2 separate regions of the Homo sapiens genome follow, and region 2 is linked to region 1. Evidence: read pairs that join two places in POLR2A ChIA-PET (ENCODE). Cell type or tissue: OCI-LY7. All regions are shown on one strand. Links, peaks and the distances in the headings refer to the core of each region. The heading gives the core; the rest is flanking DNA. Region 1 overlaps EFNA5 (ephrin A5). Region 2 overlaps EFNA5 (ephrin A5).

What was found. Peaks named below come from ENCODE experiments on the same cell type or tissue, not always from the same donor. Only the 100,000 strongest peaks of a DNase experiment are listed, where the experiment ranks them.
Region 2: POLR2A ChIA-PET joins it to region 1 with 5 read pairs; 3 of 35 experiments call an interaction of 5 or more read pairs at or near these places.

The regions. Positions count from the first base shown.
Region 1 is chr5:107,510,309-107,514,707 of GRCh38, reverse strand. All of the region lies in intron 1 of EFNA5 (ephrin A5), which reads left to right. Among named protein-coding and RNA genes, the nearest start is that of EFNA5, 160 kb to the left of the region's middle. RefSeq lists enhancers at 1,282-1,341, 2,326-2,620 and a silencer at 2,326-2,620. In OCI-LY7, for the core only: no CTCF peak of the experiment used is centred there; DNase peaks (open chromatin) are centred at 237, 747, 1,137, 2,517 and 2 weaker places; H3K4me3 peaks cover 2,940 bases; H3K27ac peaks cover 4,000 bases.
Region 2 is chr5:107,398,673-107,403,071 of GRCh38, reverse strand. The region is part of intron 2 of EFNA5 (ephrin A5); the gene reads left to right. Among named protein-coding and RNA genes, the nearest start is that of EFNA5, 270 kb to the left of the region's middle. RefSeq lists an enhancer at 917-1,454. In OCI-LY7, for the core only: no CTCF peak of the experiment used is centred there; no DNase peak of the experiment used is centred there.

The DNA.
Region 1 (4,399 bases), core at 121-4,120:
GTCTGAGCATTTGTTTCTCCTCCTTTGAAGAATAATTTTTTTATTTGCTTGACAATAAAAAGGGTTAGCACATTTCCATTTTTAGGGTTACCATTGGCCTTTGTGTTGATGGTTCCTTCTGGCAGAAAAATAAATCTGCCCTTGTATGTCAGCTTCCTTGGGTCTCCCACACACTCGTCAGGTTGTGGAGAAGTTTGAATTTAAAACAAGCATTTCACAAATGACTCACGTTCCAGGTGGGATGATGTGTTCTCTGCCTACCACAGAGAAGGGAGAAATCAGTTCACATGAAACAGTAACCTTTTCTTTCTCTCTGCATTTTCCTAGGAGCAGAAAAGCACACAAATGCTTTCTTTCTGATTGTGTATTTGGAATGTTCCTTAAGATGGATCTCTGTTGAATTCCCAAGTGAATACTCCAATCTGTATTTAGTCTCAAATTCTGACAAAAAAGAAAACCTCTACCTGATGAGGAGCCCCGTCTCTCTGCTGTTTTCTTTAGGTCTGGAAGATCAGGGATGCTTCATAACTTGGTGCCAGAAGAGAAGGGAAGATTGATTGGGGTTTTATGAGGTGGCAAAATACATAGCTAAACCTGGGGACAGGGATGTCATTTAGCATGACAGAAACAGCAGAAAACAGGAATAGTGCTTTATTTTGTTGTTTTTGTTAAAGCAATGTGAGACTTGTTATTTCTACCCCCGTGGTCCTGGTTGTTTTTGTGTTCAGCACAGACGTTCAGGAAACAGATTCCAGCACCAACACCTGTGCGACGCTGACCCAGGCCTACCTCGCAACATCCTCCTCTCTTACTGTATCACACAGATCAGCTTACATGTCACACTTATTTCCTCTCCCCTCTGCTCATCCATCCATAGCTATCCACTGAGCATTTCTGTCCCTCCCTCTGAGTTCTTGGAATTAAAGAAAAAACAACATAGAGCCCAGTATCTCAGTGAAGAGCCTGTTTTTAATGGACGGATACCACCAGCCTCTTTCTGTTCAGAAACATCTTATGAATCACAAGCAGTTTTGCAGGCTTGCAAGAAGCTGGTGCCCCACAGCACCCGTCATGTAGAATAAATAAATGAACAGTTGATTTCGGTGGGGTGTCGGTGTCCTATTTTTAGAATACCATGTTTTCTGCTGGGGCCATTCAGGTAGTTCTCGTTTTAAAATTCTAACATCTGCCCAGCATACATCTTCTGACATCTGGCTTCCACTTGCTACACAAGTGAGACACTTTGACTCATTTCCCCATCTTTGCAGTGGGAGAGTACCCATTCCTGACATGCTCTGAAATGGGGCAGGTAGCAAATGATTTGGAAACAAAACCCACAGAATCAACATGCTCATCACATTTTATTATTAATTGAGCTCCCAAGCGAGTGTTTCCTTGTAAATCCCAACAGGCTTTTATTTGATAGAGTCTCTCTCTCTCTCTCTCCCTCTCCCTCTCCTCTTGGCTCAGGAGGGGGCAAAGCTGCCCCTCTTTTCCCAGCCCCAAATCTCTGACTACAGTAGGACTTAAGCACAGCAGCCTGAGCTGAAGCATGTCATCCCTGAAACAAAGCTACAGAGGCATGGTGCCAAGGCAGCCAGGGAAGCACAAATTACCTCTCATGCCTGGTGGGTGAGGCCCCTAGCCCCATCCCTGAGTCCATTCCTCCTGGCCACTGGGTACGTAAGTACCCATCAGGAAGGGGCAGAGCCTCTTTCTACTAAGAGTAGTACAGTCCAAATCATCAAAGGAGACCTCATCAAGACTAGCTCACTTGGAGACTTCTTCACCAAGGAGCACAGACTTAAATTTACAGTTGATTCTCTCCACAGCAATTTTATGTCTTCAAAGAGCTCCCCAATTATTTTTATTACGTTTTCTTGGTAAGCAACCCATGGTGAGGTAGTGCACAATGAACTACCTGAGGTATAAAAGAAGTTAAGTGATTTACTCAGAAAGAGTGGTTAGCAGGGTTGCCTTTGAATTCAGAACAGCATTCTCGGTGATTGCTGCTTGATGGAGCTGTCATCTTGGAGTTAAGTTCTCGTATATGCTTTTGCAAAAACACCATGGTGTGTGTTTGGCTCTGGCAAAACTTTATCTCATTGCTCTATTTTAATGGCAATAATCACTGGAAATCAGCACAAAGTCTTCAGCTTCTTAACCTGGGTGACATGCTTCAGTTTTGTGCCTTCTGTGACTCTCTGTAATGATGGCCTACAAGAACTGTAAACCTCCTAGAAGGTAAAAAAAAACAGGCTAGAGTATTGATTTCAGGTTGTGTGAGGAAGAAACAAGGTGGGGGTTTTTGTGTTTTTTGTTGTTGTTGTTGTTGTTGTTGTTTTGTTTGTTTTGTTTTGCCCCTCAGCTTGCAAATCAGTTGCTTATACCCAGGCGATTGCAGCCATTTACACCCTACTGAGGAGCCTATGTGGGGTTCTTTAACCACTGAGCCAGGATTGATTGACAGCCACTGTCTTCAACTACAACAGAGATGGAGTGAGCGCTTATACAGACTCAGTGGGGTGGGACTTCCCTGTTGAATGCTGCTTTATGTCTTTTCAGGCAAATGCCATTTACATCTGCCCACCATTTGAAGTCTCTTTTGACTTTCTATTTCTTTCGAAAGGAAGTAAAACAAGTGTTGCAGGAGCCACAGATAGCATCATGGCATTTTCTTCATTTTCTCAAAATGCACCTTTTGGGTGTTTTGTGAGCAAGATCTTAAGGAAAGTAGGTCTTTTCAGATGAAAATTTTGTGAAGTCTTACTATGATGTAAGCTAATGAAAATTTGGGGGAATGCATTGTGAGTAGGCAGGGCTATAATTGTTTTTTAGCCCTTTGAACAAACCATGTCTACATATAACATGTTCATGGTGCCACATTATTAGTCAGGTTTTTTTTAAGAAAAGTAATATATGTATGCATTGATAGATAAGAACTATTTTTTTTATGATAGTTTTGATGTTAAATAGGCAGTGGTGATAAGGATGAATTTAGAGCTATGCTATTAGATGATTTAGGGCACTTAATTTACAGATTAAAGTTGAAACTAAAAAGATTGTTGTACTTTTAAAAAAGCTTCAGGTTGGAATGTAACACTTTATAAATGGATATTCATAGAAAGTCACAATAGCAAAATATAGATTTACAAAATCAGTGTATTTTTTAGGATACCATTTATTTTATTATTAAAATACTGAGTTTATTTTACATGTATATTTTTGTTTCTCTACCAGTTTCATGCTTGACTACCACTACTACTATATTCTATCATAATATTCCATACATCCATTTACTTTAAAAATGTGTTCAAATATCCCTGATCTCATCATCTTTTCAAACTTCGTGGGGATTTTATATTTAGAAATGCAACTATGGTGCCGGGAGCAGTGGCTCACTCTTGTAATCCCAGCACTTTGGGATGCCGAGGCGGGCTGATCACCTGAGGTCAGAAGTTCGAGACCAGCCTGACCAACATGGTGAAACCCTGTCTCTACTAAAAATACAAAATTAGCCAGGCGTGGTGGCGCATGCCTGTTATCCCAGCTGCTAGAGAGGCTGAGACAGGAGAATCACTTGAACCTGGGAGGCAGAGGTTGCAGTGAGCCAAGATCGTGCCATTGCACTCCAGCCTGGGCAACAAGAGCAAAACTCTCCGTCTCACACACACACACACACACACACACACACACACACACACAAAGAAAAAGAAAGAAATGCAACTATGTTGAAATAATTATATAATCATTTTGATGACCATCCAGTCCACAAGGTTGAATTAACCATGTAGTTTAAAATAGTTTCTGTTTGAGAGTATTGTAAAGTAAGAAAAGATTTTTGGTCCTTGCAAAATCCTGAGTAGGTAGCTCGTTGTCATCCTAGTCTCAGTGTGTAGCTTTGGAGAAACTGATCACAACTTTTTTGAGACTGTGTTAAAACTTGCATCCAGGAGGTTTATAAAAAAAGATTGGGCTGTTCTGGTCTTCAGCACCTCATGACTTATTTTCTAAATTGTGACCCAGTCTTTCTAGTTTATTTCTTTACTCATATATTCAAGAAAACGTACTAAGCACCTACTTGTCATAAACATTTAAGACTTCCTGGTAACCACCATTTAAAGTATTCATATTGTAGTATTACCAGAAAGGGGTCCAGATCCAGACCCCAAGAGAGGGTTCTTGGATCTCGCAAGGAGTTTGGTGCAAGTCCCTAGAGTAAAGTGAAAGGAAAGTAAAGGAATAAAAGAATGGCTACTCCATAGGCAGAGCAGCAGCTTGAGGTGCTAGACTAAGGATACTTACAGTTATTTCTTGATTATAGGCTAAACAGAGAGTGGATTATTTATGAGTTTTCTGGGAAAGGGTGAACAATTCCTGGAACTGCAGGTTACTCCCC
Region 2 (4,399 bases), core at 315-4,314, 110 kb after region 1:
CACAGCTGTGGCACTTCCCCCCCTGCTGCGAGGCACAGCACGCTGGCCATTTGTTGGCAAGTTCATATTTCACACTGCAGGGAATTGAAATGATTGAACAGACAGAAGAAGAGTTTTATTTGCAGTAGCCTACGTATCCCCAGACTCTGATTTGGCATAAAACATTTGCTTCATGATCTGCTTCAAGGCCAGTTCCTTTCCTCCCACAAAGGTTACGACTTCAGGCAAGCTGTGCTTCCACTGGCAGGAGGAAATTTGCCCGAAGACTTGATTTAGTCAGAATCAAAGCATCCTGCCACAGAATTTCTTTTTTCAATTATCTCCGAAGAGGCAGCCAGACTTTAAATGTATCAGTATAATAAATGTAATGAAATAAGGCAGACACTCCTTTCCCCCTGTTGCTATCAATGGAAGGTGCGTATACAGTAGTGTATCCACACCCGGAAGCCTGTGAAACTTACCTTGCTGTCAGCACATATATCTTGGCAACAGCACGTTGTAGGGATGGCTGTAGATTTCTTGTGGCATGATAAATAAATGCATGCATTGGTTTTACCTGCAGTGTTTACATCTTTCAGACTGTAAAAGCAAATTGGCATGATGATGCTGAAAGTAATTAATATTATTTTTCATAGTGAAGAAGCATCATATAGCCTTTGTTTTGTGGTATGGTCCTAATTACTAATCATATTTACCTGCATGATTTTGTTGTGCATAGTCATATTTTTTGTTCAAGACAGCCCTCGCTAGCCTTACAGACATATATACACAATTAAATCTTGCCATTTTATTATGCTAGAGCAATTAGATGCCATCCTTGTAATGAGAAACATGACATCTTCATCGCTCTTTTCTATATTTTCATGTTGTTTTAATGCAGACATTTACCAGAATTGAATACAGTCTTCCTCCTCCTCCTACACACACATACACCCCTAATTGAATATCTACATATCTCCAAGGAGTCCTGTCGGTGAAACCATGTATTCATCTTCTTTAGTTCTTAGGCCACTTTGGTTTAAGAGTAAGAACTGTTGCTTTTATGAAGTGCCTTTTTCTATAAAGTCAAAACCTCACAGCAGTGCACAGAAAGCCGATGGTATAAAGGAGCTAAGTAGAGTCTTTAATAGAGAGAGCTGGGTTGTAAGTGTTTTTGTTCCTACAGAGCAGATAGATTTGGCTCCATCTGTTCCATATTCATAACAAAGGAGCACACTTACAGGAGGGCCAACTTCCCCGGAGCCGCCTGGTAATGATCTTTTCACCCGAATGAAAGCATCTGAACCCAGTGGCTTGGCCCTGCAAAAGCAGCTAGCAGGATTGCCCTTCAGAATCTTGATTTCCTTGTAACTCAGGTTGACATAAATTTCCCCAATATATAGAGTGAAAAGAATTTACTGATTTCTCATCTTCCTACAGCCCTGTGTGGTTGGAAAGTTCAAAATGTATGTGTTTTACCTCCCCCTCCTGCAACCACAGAAGATTTGTAATTAAATAGAATTTGATAGTATGGGGGAAGTTTGCACTTGAAGTATCTGTAAAGGTATCACAGGGGAGAGGCTGTTCTTCAAACTTTTAAGTTGTTTCTATTCAGACTTTTTTAATCTTTTTAAAACTGGGGTTAATGAATAGAAATATGAGTTACACCAAATAAGGGAAAACCCCTGTTGAGTTTTGTAATTAGCAAACTTCAAAGCCAATTTCAATTGAGACCTCTTAGATTAAAAAGATAAGTTGACCCAAGAGTTTTCTTCCACTAAGCAGCGGCAAAATAGATTGATTTTTTCCTCAAAATGCCAAGTAATACAATAAATCTTCCTATTTGTGTGACATGTGGAGTCAGCATAGAAATATAAATGATTCCTTAAAACTTAAGTAGCACATCGGTATTACTATCATGGCTAATGGATAGAATACTTGTTTTTATATGTTAGCTGCAGAAATTTCTTAAGAAATAGAAACAAAATGTTAAAGGATGGTTATCCTTTTTTCCATTCTGCAGGCTTTTCATATGCTAGAAGCTCCTAAAAATGCATCATTGATTTATTTACTATACTACATGTTAAAGTTATAATTGTAATTTATCAATCTTTTGTTATCCATCTGTGCATTGTCTGATTGCTAAACTAAGGTTTCTGGGAAAATCAAATAGTAAACAAATCTCTCAATAAGCTTGCAGCAGTAATAAAGTAGGCAAAGTTTTCATCTAGCTAGCTATGAGATTGCTCTGTGCATTAGCAAGAGGAAATATAAAAGGTAATATTCACAGAGAGTGAAAAACATAGCAAATCAATCTGTGAAGATCTCAAGTTTCTGGAACACCTTGCTGCCTTTGGTTATTTTTTGTAATATATAACCTTGAATATTTCTGGCTAATTCAGTTTTCTGTTCATTCGCTTATTCACTCCTACCAAAGTGTTTCTTGGGTACCTCCTTTGTGCCAAGCACTATGTTAGATTTTAGAAACACTGTGATATATTAAAGAATGGTTCCTGCTTCTGGAGCTTACAGCTTCATCAGGAAGTAGACAATAAACCAGGAAACAAACAAATCTATAACTGTCAGTTATACTAGTAGGGAGCTGGATGCAGTGCCAGAGAAACATGGAGATAGCTTTCGATTAGGTGGTCATAGGAGGCTTCTCTGAGGAGGCAGCATGTAATCCAGGACCTGAAAGGAAGTGTCAGGATGAGTTTTTGATACACAGAAGGGTGGGTTTTATCTGTAAAATGTTTATTTAAATTTTACGCTTAAAATTTGATATTTGACTTATTGAAGTTATACATTTTTTTAAATCTTTCTAAAAATTTCAAATTTAGCCTATTCAGATTAGCTTATATGTTTTATTCTATATATAAGGCTAGCAAATGTAAATATTTGGATTCATTTAAAACCTTGGTGAATTAAATAGACTTTAAAACATTTTAAGCTGAACTTAGATTTAGTTATTCTCTATCATTTAAAAATATTTTAGTTGTCTGACTGTAAAAACTTATTTCAGTAATTCTTACTATAATAAATTAAATTTTAAAATATGATGAACCTTTAGTTCTCTTAAATGTTCCAAAACTGTACACGTAAATTATAGGTTTCATCACTGCTAAAATTTCACTTAGTCACAAATCTAAGTCGATTTTTCCATTATATATTTTAAATTAGAATTGCTTGTCTGACCGGTTACTCAAGTTGGCCAAAGTTATCCCACAGTTTAAAAGTATTAAAGTACCACATTCACAGGTGGCATTTTTTAATACACAAGAAATACTCGTTCTATGGTTTTGATTCTTTAAAAAATGCCTCTTTTAAGCTCTGCTGTGGTTGAAAGATAGTTGTATCCCTCAGCACAGTTTGGGGGGTTATGTTCTCATGTAACATCTGAGGTGCTTTAACTTGCTGAGAGGTTTCTCTGATCTTCATGATTAGAGGAATTCAGCAAGGACAATGTCACCCTTACCTGTGATCATGATTGTCCAGAGCCACCTTTTATCATTACTTAAAGAAGCCCATGGTCACTTGGATTCTAATCTCACTTTGCTTTTATTCTCTGTTCACTGGGAGGGGCCTGCAACCTGTACCCAAGCTATCATTTGATTAAATTCTACATATCTTTGGATCTAAAGATGCCCACGTTCCCATTCCTTTCTCTCTCTCTCTCTCCTTCCTTCCTTCTCTCTCTCTTCTTTCCTTCCTTCCTTCCTCCCTCCTTCCTTTCCTTTCCTTTCCTTTCCTTTCCTTTCCTTTCCTTTCCTTTCCGTTTCCTTCCTTCCTTCCTTCCTTCTTTAGTAGAGATGGGGTTTTGCCATGTTGGCCAGGCTGGTCTCAAACTTCTGACCCTCAGGTGATCTGCCCGCCTTGGCCTCCTAAACTGCTGGGATTACAGGCGTGAGCCACCACGCCTGGCCTCCTTTCACTTATTTCTTACTTCTTGGGACCCCACACTCTTACAGATATTGAAATGCTACCTACTTGAATTTTGTATATCCCTGGCTTTGCCTGATTATTACATCAGTTCCCAAGATCATTCTACAAGAAGGAGCCAGCAGTGTGGGCAGGGGAGACTTCTAGTTCTCGGACAAGGACCTTTTTTGTTTTCTTAATTTCTTTGACATTTACCACTACCCCTCTCTTCACTTTTGTGTCCTAATCCTAAATTTTGGTTCATATTAGGTCAACAAATCACGTTGCAGCTAGAAGATTTTTTTTTTTTTTTTTTTTTTGAGGCAGTGTCTCATTCTGTCACCCAGGCTGGAGTGCAGTGGTACAGACACGGCTCACTGCAGCTTTGACCTCCTGGGCTCAAGCCATTCTCCTGCCTCAGCCTCCCAAGTTGCTGGGAACATAGGTACACATCACCACACCTGGCCAATAAAAAAAAAATTTTTTTTTATATAGAGACAGG